Regions from separate parts of the Homo sapiens genome. Here region 2 is linked to region 1. A link is a loop called in an ENCODE intact Hi-C map of the cell type or tissue named here. Cell type or tissue: CD14-positive monocyte. All regions are shown on one strand. Links, peaks and the distances in the headings refer to the core of each region. The heading gives the core; the rest is flanking DNA.

Evidence for each region. Peaks named below come from ENCODE experiments on the same cell type or tissue, not always from the same donor. Only the 100,000 strongest peaks of a DNase experiment are listed, where the experiment ranks them.
Region 2: it touches region 1 in a loop (1.9-fold over the local background); 3 of 110 quality-filtered maps call a loop at or near these places.

What each region holds. Positions count from the first base shown.
Region 1 is chr9:120,780,765-120,786,141 of GRCh38, reverse strand. The region is part of intron 3 of FBXW2 (F-box and WD repeat domain containing 2); the gene reads left to right. Among named protein-coding and RNA genes, the nearest start is that of FBXW2, 10 kb to the left of the region's middle. In CD14-positive monocyte, for the core only: no CTCF peak of the experiment used is centred there; a DNase peak (open chromatin) is centred at 2,211; H3K27ac peaks cover 2,484 bases.
Region 2 is chr9:120,727,781-120,733,157 of GRCh38, reverse strand. No RefSeq gene overlaps it. Among named protein-coding and RNA genes, the nearest start is that of MEGF9, 16 kb to the right of the region's middle. In CD14-positive monocyte, for the core only: CTCF peaks have their summits at 3,055 and 3,263; a DNase peak (open chromatin) is centred at 3,267; H3K4me3 peaks cover 779 bases; H3K27ac peaks cover 4,463 bases.

The DNA.
Region 1 (5,377 bases), core at 232-5,231:
AGTGTCTTTGTATTACCTCTTTTTCCCTTGAATTCATTTGGGATAGAAGTCTAAAAGTAGAATCACCAGATACAGAAGTATGAATTATTTTATAGCTCTTTTTTTTTTTTTTTTTTTTTTTTTGAGATGGAGTCTCACTCTGTCACCCAGGTTGGAGTGCAGTGGTGCAATCTCGGCTCACTGCAACCTCTGCCTCCAGGGTTCGAGTCTCCTGCCTCAGCCTCCCGAGTAGCTGGGATTACAGGTGTGCGCCACCACACCCGGCTAATTTTTTTTGTATTTTTAGTAGAGGCGGAGTTTCACCTTGTTGCCCAGGCTGGTCTCAAACTCCTGACCTCAGGTGATCCACCCTCCAAAGTGTTGGGATTACAGGCGTGAGCCACCGTGCCCGGCCCAATTTTATAGCTCTTCTTAGTGCCCTTTCCAGATAGATTGAATTGATGCCATACCAATATAGTGTTAAGTAACTTGCTTCTCCCTCAGGAGTCTCACCAGACTCAATTTAAATATTTTTAATGTTGAGATGTATCATTTCTCAAGACCGTTTTACAATGCATTTCTTTATTCATTAAGGGTATGTATTATGTGGTGATATTTTCTCTGAAATGCTAGACACTCTGCTGGTTTTGGAAAATAAACATTTGATTTAAAGCATTTCATGGTTTGGTTTGTCATCCTGAAGTTATTTCACACTTTATTTTCCTTGTGTTACAAGCCTGATTACTAGAACAACATCACCAGTTCTTCTAGGCTTTGATGTACTTTCTCTGTTGTGGTGATGGCTTTTCCATGTCTCTTTTGCCTCATGATTTTAAAAGATTAAGATGCAGTTGACCAAATGAGGGGGCTCATGCCTGTAGTCCCAACACTTTGGGAGGCCAAGGCAGGCAGATTATGTGAGCCCAGGAGTTTTGAGACCAGCCTGGGCAACATAGCAAAATCCCATCTCTACAAAAAAATAAAAAAACAGCTGGGTGTGCTGGCTCACACCTGTGGTCCCAACTACTTGGGAGACTGAGGTGAGAGGATCGCTTGAGCCCAGGAGGTGGAGGTTGCAGTGAGCTAAGATTGTGCCACTGCACTCCAGCCTGGGCAACACAGCAAAACCCTGTCTCAAAAAAAAAAAAAATATTAAGATGCAGTATCATCTTGGAGCTTGGAGCTCCTACTGGCAGTTGACCATTTTTTCACAACCACCTGTAGCATTTTTTTTTTTTTTTTTGAAACAGGAGCTCCTCTGTCACCCGGGCTAGAGTGCAGTGGCGCAGTCTCGGCTCACTGCAACCTCCTCCTCCTGGGTTCAAGCGATTCTCTCGCCTCAGCTTCCTCAGTAGCTGGCATTACAGGCACGCGCCACCACAGCCCGGCTAATTTTTGTATTTTTAGTAGAGAAGGGGTTTCACCATGTTGGTCAGGCTGGTCTCAAACTCCTGATCTCAGATGATCTGCCTGCCTCGGCCTCCCAAAGTGCTGGGATTACAGGTGTGAGGCACTGCACCCAGCCGCATTTTTTTTTTTTCTTTTTTGGAGACAACCTCTCACTGGGTAGCTCCATCCTGGAGTGCAATGATGTGATCTTGGCTTTCTTCAACCTCCACCTCCTGGGCTCAGGTGATCCTCCCATGTCAGCCTCCCGGGTTTAGCTGGGACTACAAGCGAGCAACCCTATGCCTGGATCCTTTTTGTATTTTTTGTAGAGACAGGATTTCACCATGTTGCCCAGGCTGGTCTCGAACTCCTGGGCTCAAGCACTCCGCCCGTCTCAGCCTCCCAAAATGCTAGGATTACTGGTGTGAGCCACTATGCCTAGGTCCTCTTGCTTTAAAAAGTTTTTTTCTTCTCTCATCAAACCTTATTTTTGAAATGTAGTAAAAACTGCAGTTACTTGGAGTGGAAGTAAATGGGAAATATTCACTGAATTCTCTAACTACCTGGAAAGTTAATATCTACAATTCTACATTTTAAGATTATTCTCTTGGTGGGTCTGTATGTTAATGTGATTTTTATTCTGATTAAATTCATCAGGTTTGCATATTTAAAATTACGCTGTGCAGTGGTTGAAAATGATCCAAAGTATTAGTTTAATTTTTCTAACAGCAGCATCCCTGGAACTGTGAAGAGAGGTATTTGTGACAGAATTGTACATGTGTTTGTGTCATCTTGTTACTTAAGAGATTGAATTCTCATTGTGGTGGAATTGGGAAACCCTGAATTTGGCAATAAACTTAGTGACTCTCACATTAGTGCCTTGAGTAAGCAATAGACAGTTTTATTGAAGAGATTAATGGCTAATGACATTGAGGTAGTTATCTTTCTCTTTCGCAATTTATTTCTGAAATGGTAAGAAAGGAATCTATTATGCTTTGTGCTGTTCAGTAGATATTTACTTATGGGATGCCTACTGTTTGAAAAACAATGTGAGGGCATACACGGATGAATTAGAGCAGTTTTTTCTTGTGGAACATACACACTGGGACCAGGAAGATGACCTGACTGAGGTAAAAGTCTCTGTGTGGACTATAGCAAATCAAGAACACTTGCCTTTCTAAAGAGTGCAGCTGGTGCTCCATTGTAATAAATTATTGCCATGTGGGTGGGATTCAGGGTCAGAGTTGTTAGATCTGACTTCAAGAGAAGCCTGAAATCTAGAGTTCTGTGCAATAGTCTGATTTTTTTTAAAGTATTATTAAGATTTTTAAGATACTGAATGGGGAGGGATTTTTTTCTTTCGTGCAGTGTGAGAGTCCACATTTCTTTAGTCCTCTTTCACCTCTATGCTGCATCACTGGTGACCTCTTTGAAAACATGTTGGGTTAGCCAGTGCAGCAAATGGGAGTCCAGAGGGGAGGCTGACATAAAGCCAGAAAGGAGCAGAGAACAGTGATTCCTAAAGGATTCTCAGGAGTAGACTTGCATCACTATAAATGGAACTCGACTCAACCTGATTATTATTATTTTTTTTTAGGGTGTAAAACTGGCACAATGTTTTCCTATAAAAACTAGTTTAAATAATTAGTTTGGATAACCTTTTTTTTTGCAAATTGTGCGAAAACATACATAACATAAAATTTACCATTTTAATCATTTTAAAGCATACAGTTGAGTGCCATTAAGTACATTACGTTGTTGTGCAGTCATCACCACTATCCATTTCCAGAACTTTACATCTTCCCAAACTAAAATGGTATCAGTTAAACACTATACAGTGTTAACTGTATAAACAGTATATAATACACTATATAGTTAAACTGTATCCAATTTTTTTGTTTGTTTTTGGGGGGGTTTTCTTTTGAGATAAGGTCTCACTCTGTAGCCCAGGTTGGAGTGGTTGGAGTACAGTGACATGATCTTGGCTCACTGTAACTTCTACCTCCTGGACTCAAGCGATTCTTCCACTTTGGCCTCCCAAGTAGCTGGGACTACGTGTGTGTGCCACCATGCCCAGCTAATTTTTGTATTTTTTATGGAGATGGGGTCTCACCATGTTTCCCAGGATGATCTCTAACTCCTGGGCTTAAGCACTCTTCTTGCCTCAGCTTCCTGAAGTGTTGGGATTACAGGCATGAGCCACCATGTCCAGCCTAAACCCTGTCAGTTAAACATTGCCCATGCCCCTTCCCCCACAGCCTGTGGCAAAACAACCATTCTGCTTGCTTGCTTGTTTTATTTTTTTTTTTGAGACAGAGTCTCAATTTGGTGCCCAGGCTGGAGTGCAGTGGCTCAATTTTGGCTCACTGCAACCTCACCTCCCAGGTTCAAGCGATTATCCTGCCTCAGCCTCCCGAGTAGCTGGGATTACAGGCATGCGCCACCGTGTCTGGCTAATTTTTGTATTTTTAGTACAGACGGGGTTTCAACGTGTTGGCCAGGCTGGTCTCAAACTCCTGACCTCAGGTGAACCAGCCTCGGCCTCCCAAAGTTCTGGGATTACAGGCATGAGCCACCATGCCTGGCCCACCATTCTACTTTCTATGAATTTGACTACTCTAGGAACCTAATATAAGTGGAATCATACAGTATTTGTTCTTTTGTGGCTGGCTTAGTTCACTTAGCATGATGTCTTCAAGGTTCTTCCATATCATAACATCTCAGAATTTTATTCTTTTTTTTTTTTTTTTGAGACGGAGTTTTGCACTTGTTGCCCAGGCTGGAGTGCAGTGGCGCCATCTTGGCTCACCGCAACCTCCGCCTCCCGGGTTCAAGCAATTCTTCTGTCTTAGCCTCCCAAGTAGCTGGGATTACAGGCGTGCGCCACCACGCCTGGCTAATTTTTGTATTTTTATTAGAGATGGGATTTCTCCACGTTGGTAAGGCAGGTCTCAAACTCCTGACCTCAGGTGATCCTCCCGCCTCGGCCTCCCAAAGTGTTGGGATTACAGGTGTGAGCCACCACACCCGGCCAATTTTATTCCTTTTTAAGGCTGAATAACTCCATTCCATGTATGTATATATGTGTGTGTGTGTATGTGTGTGTGTGTGTGTGTGTGTGTGTGTGTGTGTGTGTGTATGTATATAAAATATATTCCATGTATGTGTCACATTTTGTTTGTCCTCTCCCCTGGTTTTTAACTGCCTTCTTGCCTCTAGTTTTCCCCCCTTCAAACCTTTTTCCATGATATAGCCATAGTGATCTTTCTGATATGCAAATAAGGTCATAGTTAAACAACCTCCTAACCCAGTTCTGCAGCCAAACCTTGCCACTATTTCGCAGTCAGACTGAACTGTTTTCATAATCAGTGTTCATGTTTTAGGCAGTGCTTTTGACAAGCATTGTAAATAACTCCTAGACGGTTTTTTGAATGATTCCAAATAGTTCTTTATGACTTGATCCCAGTTCCTTTTCAATAATTTTTGTGTTGCATATAGAGATATTTAATAGTTGCTTTAATAGGTATATACCAGGGATTGGCAAACTGTGGACTGTGGGCCAAATCCAGCAGAAGAGAGTAATTGCAACTCAATAGGTCAACGTCTAAAATACTTACTATCAGGCCCTTTACAGAAAAAGTTTTGGTATATACTATTCCTTTTGTTTTGTTTTGGCCTGGCTAACTTATTCATCCTTAGGTTTAAATTAGTTAAAACTTAAAGGTTTTTTTTTTTTTGCCATGATATTCTTTCTTGAAACAGTCCTATACCAAAGCCCAGCTTAAAAACAAAAGAGGAGTGTAGTTGAAGAACCAATCATGCCAGTTCCTAAGGCACGTGTTATAGAGCATGGTCATAAATTCAGTGGAGCCTCGTCTGAGATGTTTTCTCTTCTTGTCCTCTCCTTGTATTTGCTATGGGCTTTTGTAGTGCCTGCCAGCTACTATACTGAATTATTATTGCTTGTTTAGCCTTTTTGTCTTCCCAAGTAGACTGAGTGCCATGAGAA
Region 2 (5,377 bases), core at 162-5,161, 53 kb after region 1:
GCAACAGGTACCCCCTCCCCACCTGGATGGCAGATTTCTTAATTTACACAACTATAGATGCATTTATTTGGCTTAGGAATTTGATTCCTTTTTTTTTTTTATACAGTTTCACTCTGTCACCCAGGCTGGAGTGCAGTGGCGCCATCTTGGCTCACTGCAACCTCCGCCTCCTGGGTTCAAGCAATTCTAGTGCCTCAACCTCCTGAGTAGCTGGGACTACAGGTGCGCACCACCATGCCCAGCTAATCTTTGTATTTTTAGTAGAGAAAGGGTTTTACCGTATTGGCTAGGTTGGTCTTGACCTCCTGACCTCAAGTGATCTACTGGCCTCGACCTCCCAAAGTGTTGGGATTACAGGCGGGAGCCACTGCACCCAGCCAGGACTTTGACTCTTGATAAAATACAGGACTCCTGGGAGAGGGTACAGTACCATTTATATCCCAGAGTGAACTATTTTACCAAAGCTGACTCTGAGAACAGGCCTGGTTGGGGAAGGAGGTGAAGAGACCCCATGAAGATCCTGAAAGCAAGGCCGGGTGCGGTGGCTCACGCCTGTAATCCCAGCACTTTGGGTGGCCAAGGTAGGCAGATCACTTGAGGTCAGGAGTTCAAGACCAGCCTGGCCAACATGGTGAAACCCCATCTCTACTAAAAATACAAAAATTAGCCAGGTGTGGTGGCACAAGACTGTAGTCCCAGCTACTCAAGAGGCTGAGGCAGGAGGATCACTTGAACCCAGGAGGCGAAGGCTGCAGTGATCCGAGATCACACCACTGCGTACTCTAGCCTGGGACGCCATGAGAGTTTTTATTAAAAAAGGAAAGAAGAGAGAGAAGAGAAGAGAAGATCAGTTCCTGAAAGCAAGAAAAGGAGGCCCGTGAAGGAGGTGAAGCTCATGGTCTAGCCTTCTATAGTTCACAAAAACTCTTAAGATGTAGGCTTCCTTCTCTAGTTGCCTCTGCCCCAGGGGGCTCCTTGAGAAGAACACTGTGCTTTGGGGGAGCAGCAGACAAGCCCCCCTGAGGTCATCTGGCTTAGAAACAAACCTGGGATGGGTGTTTCCTGTTGGATTGGAGAACTGACTGAGCTGCAGTTACAGTGGAGTTGCCCCAGTGGGCATCTGGCCTTCACAGTTAGCACCATGATGATGCTGTGATTTCTGCTTTGCTGTGGCTCTGTTTCTCTGGAAGCGGAATCATCACCATGATTTAACCTTTAGCCCAGCTCAGCGCACTAGACTGTGGCTCAGACCAAAACTTCCTTTCAGATTTTCTCTCTCTCATTTGCTATATTCTACCCATTCCAGCTTTTTTCTCCCTCTCAAACACATACGAAGCTTGTGTCTGTCTATGAGACTTTGCATTTACCATTCTGTCTCCCTGGTCTTCCCCAGCCTGCCTCCTCGTTCTCATTCAGGCCTCAGCTCAATGTGTACCTTCTCCCAGATGGCTTCCTTGACCATGCTTGTGAAAGTGACATGCCACCCCGGAGTCATTTTCTATCCCATTATTAGTCTGTGTTTTCTTCTTAGCACTGTCATTTTCTGAAATTATCTGATTTATTTAGGTACCCATATACTCTCTGGCTCCCTAACCAGAACATAAACTCCATGAGAACAGCAACAGAGCCTTTCTGTTCTCTGCTAAGAGCTGAGAATAGTGCTGGCACATACAGGGGATCCATCCAAGGATCACAGGCAGAGCCGTCCTTGCTTTTCCTCATTTGGCTTTAGAGTTTTTCTCCTAAGTGGTATACAGATATTGGCTTGGCAGGGAACAGAGCCAGGCAGCCAGTCCTGCATGCAGACCAGGGTTCCCGCCTAATTTAGCAGCTTCACAAGGGGTGTGGCCTGGGCTCCAGGGATCTGAGCTGGACCCAGTAGACAGAAGTTCACAGAGATGGGCTTTAGTGTAATAGCAAAAGGACTTGAGAACAGAGCTGACAGGAGACAGAATGGGAACGCCGATGCTTAACTGCACCAGTTCCATGCCCATCCATCCCCCTGTGGTCCACTCGCCACCCTCTGCTTCTGTGCAGCCTGCCCACACACCTGCAAGCTCACTGAGCTCATTGGTCACTGGAACTGCTTCCCAGCACAGAGGGTGGGGATTCGGCATCACTGGGGGAACTAAATTGGATGGTCTCTGTGGGCCATTTCATCTCCTATTTCAGGGGCTTGGCTGAGAGCAGTTTATTTCTAATCCTGAGGACTGCAGGGCCTCCAGGGAGGAGAGGGTGACAGACTGGGTTAAGCTGTTAATGGTGCTCTGGGGTTAAAGCTCAATGACCCACAGTGCCAGTGCACTGATTAGTGACCACATCCGCCCACCTGCTGTTTGCTTAGCAGGGAGAGCTGCTCTTCTGAATCAGGAATGCAGCACCAAGAAGAAATATGCATTCCAGGCCTGGTTCTGCTGCCAAGTTATCATGTGAGCTTGAATGAGTCCTTTCCTGCTCTGAGCCTTGGTGTGTCTTCCTGGAAGAATGTTTGGATTAGACCTAGATGCTTTTTTTTTTTTTTTTTTTAGATGGAGTTTCGCTCTTGTTGCCCAGGCTGGAGTGCAATGGCACGATCTTGGCTCACTGCAACCTCTGCCTCCTGGGTTCAAGCGATTCTGCTGCCTCAGCCTTCCAAGTAGCTGGGATTACAGGCATGTGCCACCACGCCCAGCTAATTTTGTATTTTTAGTAGAGATGGGGTTTCTCCATGTTGGTCAGGCTGGTCTCGAACTCCTGACCTCAGGTGATCTGCCCGCCTTGGCCTCCCAATGTGCTGGGATTACAGGCGTGAGCCACCATGCGTGGCCTGACCTAGGTGCTTTTTAAGGCCATCTCTTCTAACTCTAACGTTCTAGGATTAACTGGTGAACCTCACACATGAAAAAAGTTCCATCCATGGCAAGAGCTCATGCCCAGGCTCCAATTCTTCAGCAGATCCTCTTTCTTAGCTGACAGCCTGGAATGGAACCAAGACCCCTGACCTCTGTCATCGGCAGCTCAAGTCTTCTCGGAGAGTCTGTGTTTATTCACAGCTCTGGCTGGGCAGCTGAAAAAAGTATGTGATCTGTCAGTGGACAGATCCTGAGCTGTCCATCAGGAGGGAGATGAGCTAAGTCTAGAAGCCACCTGGGGGCTGTCCCACCAGCGCCCCCAACAGGTCTACTCATCCAAAGGGCAGGAAAGGGACTTTGTGCCTCTGCCTTTGATGGTGTAAGGACTCCTTGGGCAACATTTATGCCAAGACCTCGCTGTATTTGGCAGCCTTAGGGAAGCCTCCCTGTGGTCTTAAACCTGGAGCAGGAAGGAAGTGTAATGACAAGAAGCCTTTTCGTGAGGCCCATGACTATTTCATGATGTGATAGTTTCACTGCTGATAGTTTCACTGCACTTTCCTGAAACTCAACTCATCTTTGGCACAGCCATGTAGGAAGATCAGGGAAGCCTGACACTGCATTCTGGGGCCATTCTTTGTCCTGAGCCAGCAATTTCTTTTTCATTCTGTAGGGTTCTTGTAGGAATGAAAGATTCAGAAAGCCCAATAGTTGAGTAAACATTTCTCAAGCATCTTCTCTGAGCTAACCCCAACTTGGGAACTGGGGATTAAAAATGAATTTATTAACTTTTTAATGTTCTGTGCAACATATACACCTACACAGACACAGGGCATAGATTCTCTATTCATAGATGAATAGGCTTTTCACAAAGCATAAATCTTTTAGATCACTGCTAAATGGACTGATACACTGGCTTTAAGGGAATATACTTCTCATGTTTGAAAAAAATATTTTTAAAAAGTCAGACATAGTCCCTGCTCTCAAGCAGTTTGGGTAAAATCCTTTCATCCCTTTGAGCTTCAGTTCTGCAAAATGGGACTGTTGATCCCATCAAGGGCTGCTAGATTTAATGGATCAAATCACAAGATGCCTAGTTAAATTTGAATTTTAAATTTAACTGGACATCTTGCATTTTATCTGGTAATCCTAGCCCTGCCCAAACTAGGACTTTTATAAGGTACAGAAGGAATAATATGTGAATTAATAATGTACAACAGTGCTTTACAGTTTACGGAGTTCTGTGTCAGCGAGAAGGGTTTGGATTGAATGACTTTGATGTAAGGGGATCTCTTGCAGGCTTATGATTGTATTCTCATGATGAAGATCCTGAGACATGAGGAGAAAGACTCAATGCTGCATCCCTTGAGAACACTTTTAATTCCAGGACAGTGAATACAAAACCCTCAATGGCAAAAGATGGAGCCTGGAGCAGCGCATGTGAGAAAGCCCTGGGGTTTTTGGCTCACAGAAAAATCAAAACGGGACCCCTTAGGATGTAAACTCCATCTGCGTCTTCTGGCCACATCCTGGAAAGGATGGTATCCAGAATGCTGTCATTACTCAGACTCCCACTGGAACATTAAAAGGGACAGGAATGGGCCTGGTTCAAGGAGCTTGAAACCAGTGAGTGTCCTGGCAGGGACAGGAGTGATGAGAAGCGTCTGAACTGGAGATCTGTGGACTCAGGGGACATAAGCCATGGGCTTCCCATCCAGCATGGGTCCTGCTTTCTGGAAGGTGCCACTGCCATCCGAGGTTGCCAGCAAGCCTTTGTTTTGGTAAAGGGCCCCAAGGTGACATTCTTTTTCGGTCACTGTCCAGCTCGGAGAAGTGGAACACCAACAGTAGCAGCGATTGTTCAAAATGTGAAGGCTGAAAAAGGCCTTAGAATCCCCACTCTTTTATTTGTTAATTGATTATCTTACAGGTGTGAGCCACCTGTAATCACAGCACTTTGAGAGGCCAAGGCAGTCAGATCACATGAGGTCAGGAGTTCAAGACCAGCCTGGCCAACATGGCAAAACCCCATCTCTACTAAAAACAATACAAAAATTAGCTGGTCATGGTAGCATGTGCCTGTAGTCCCAGCTACTCAGGAGGCTGAGGCAGGAGATTTGCTTGAACCCGGGAGGCAGAGGTTGCAGTGGGCCGTGATCGCACCACCGCACTCCAGCCTGGGTGACAGAGTGAGACTCCGTCTGGAAAAAAAAAAATCCCCACTCTTTCCTCCTTCTATCTTAGCAATGGGGAAACTAAAGACAGGGTGGGGAGGTAACCCACCCAAGACCACATAATAAGTTAGGTGCAGAGCTGGGACCAGAGCCCACATCTGCTGCTTCCCAACTCAGGGTCAGATTCACGTCAGCCCATCCTTTCCCGAGATTCCCTCTGTCTGGGCAGGCCCTCCAAGCAGCCACTTTTTTCCAAGGCCAATAACCCAGAGATACTGCTGAGAAGCCTTCATTTTTCACAGGGAGGAAAGGCAGTTATTTATTATAATAGTAGTGATGATAATCTGCTTGGGGACAGCACTTTATAGTTTG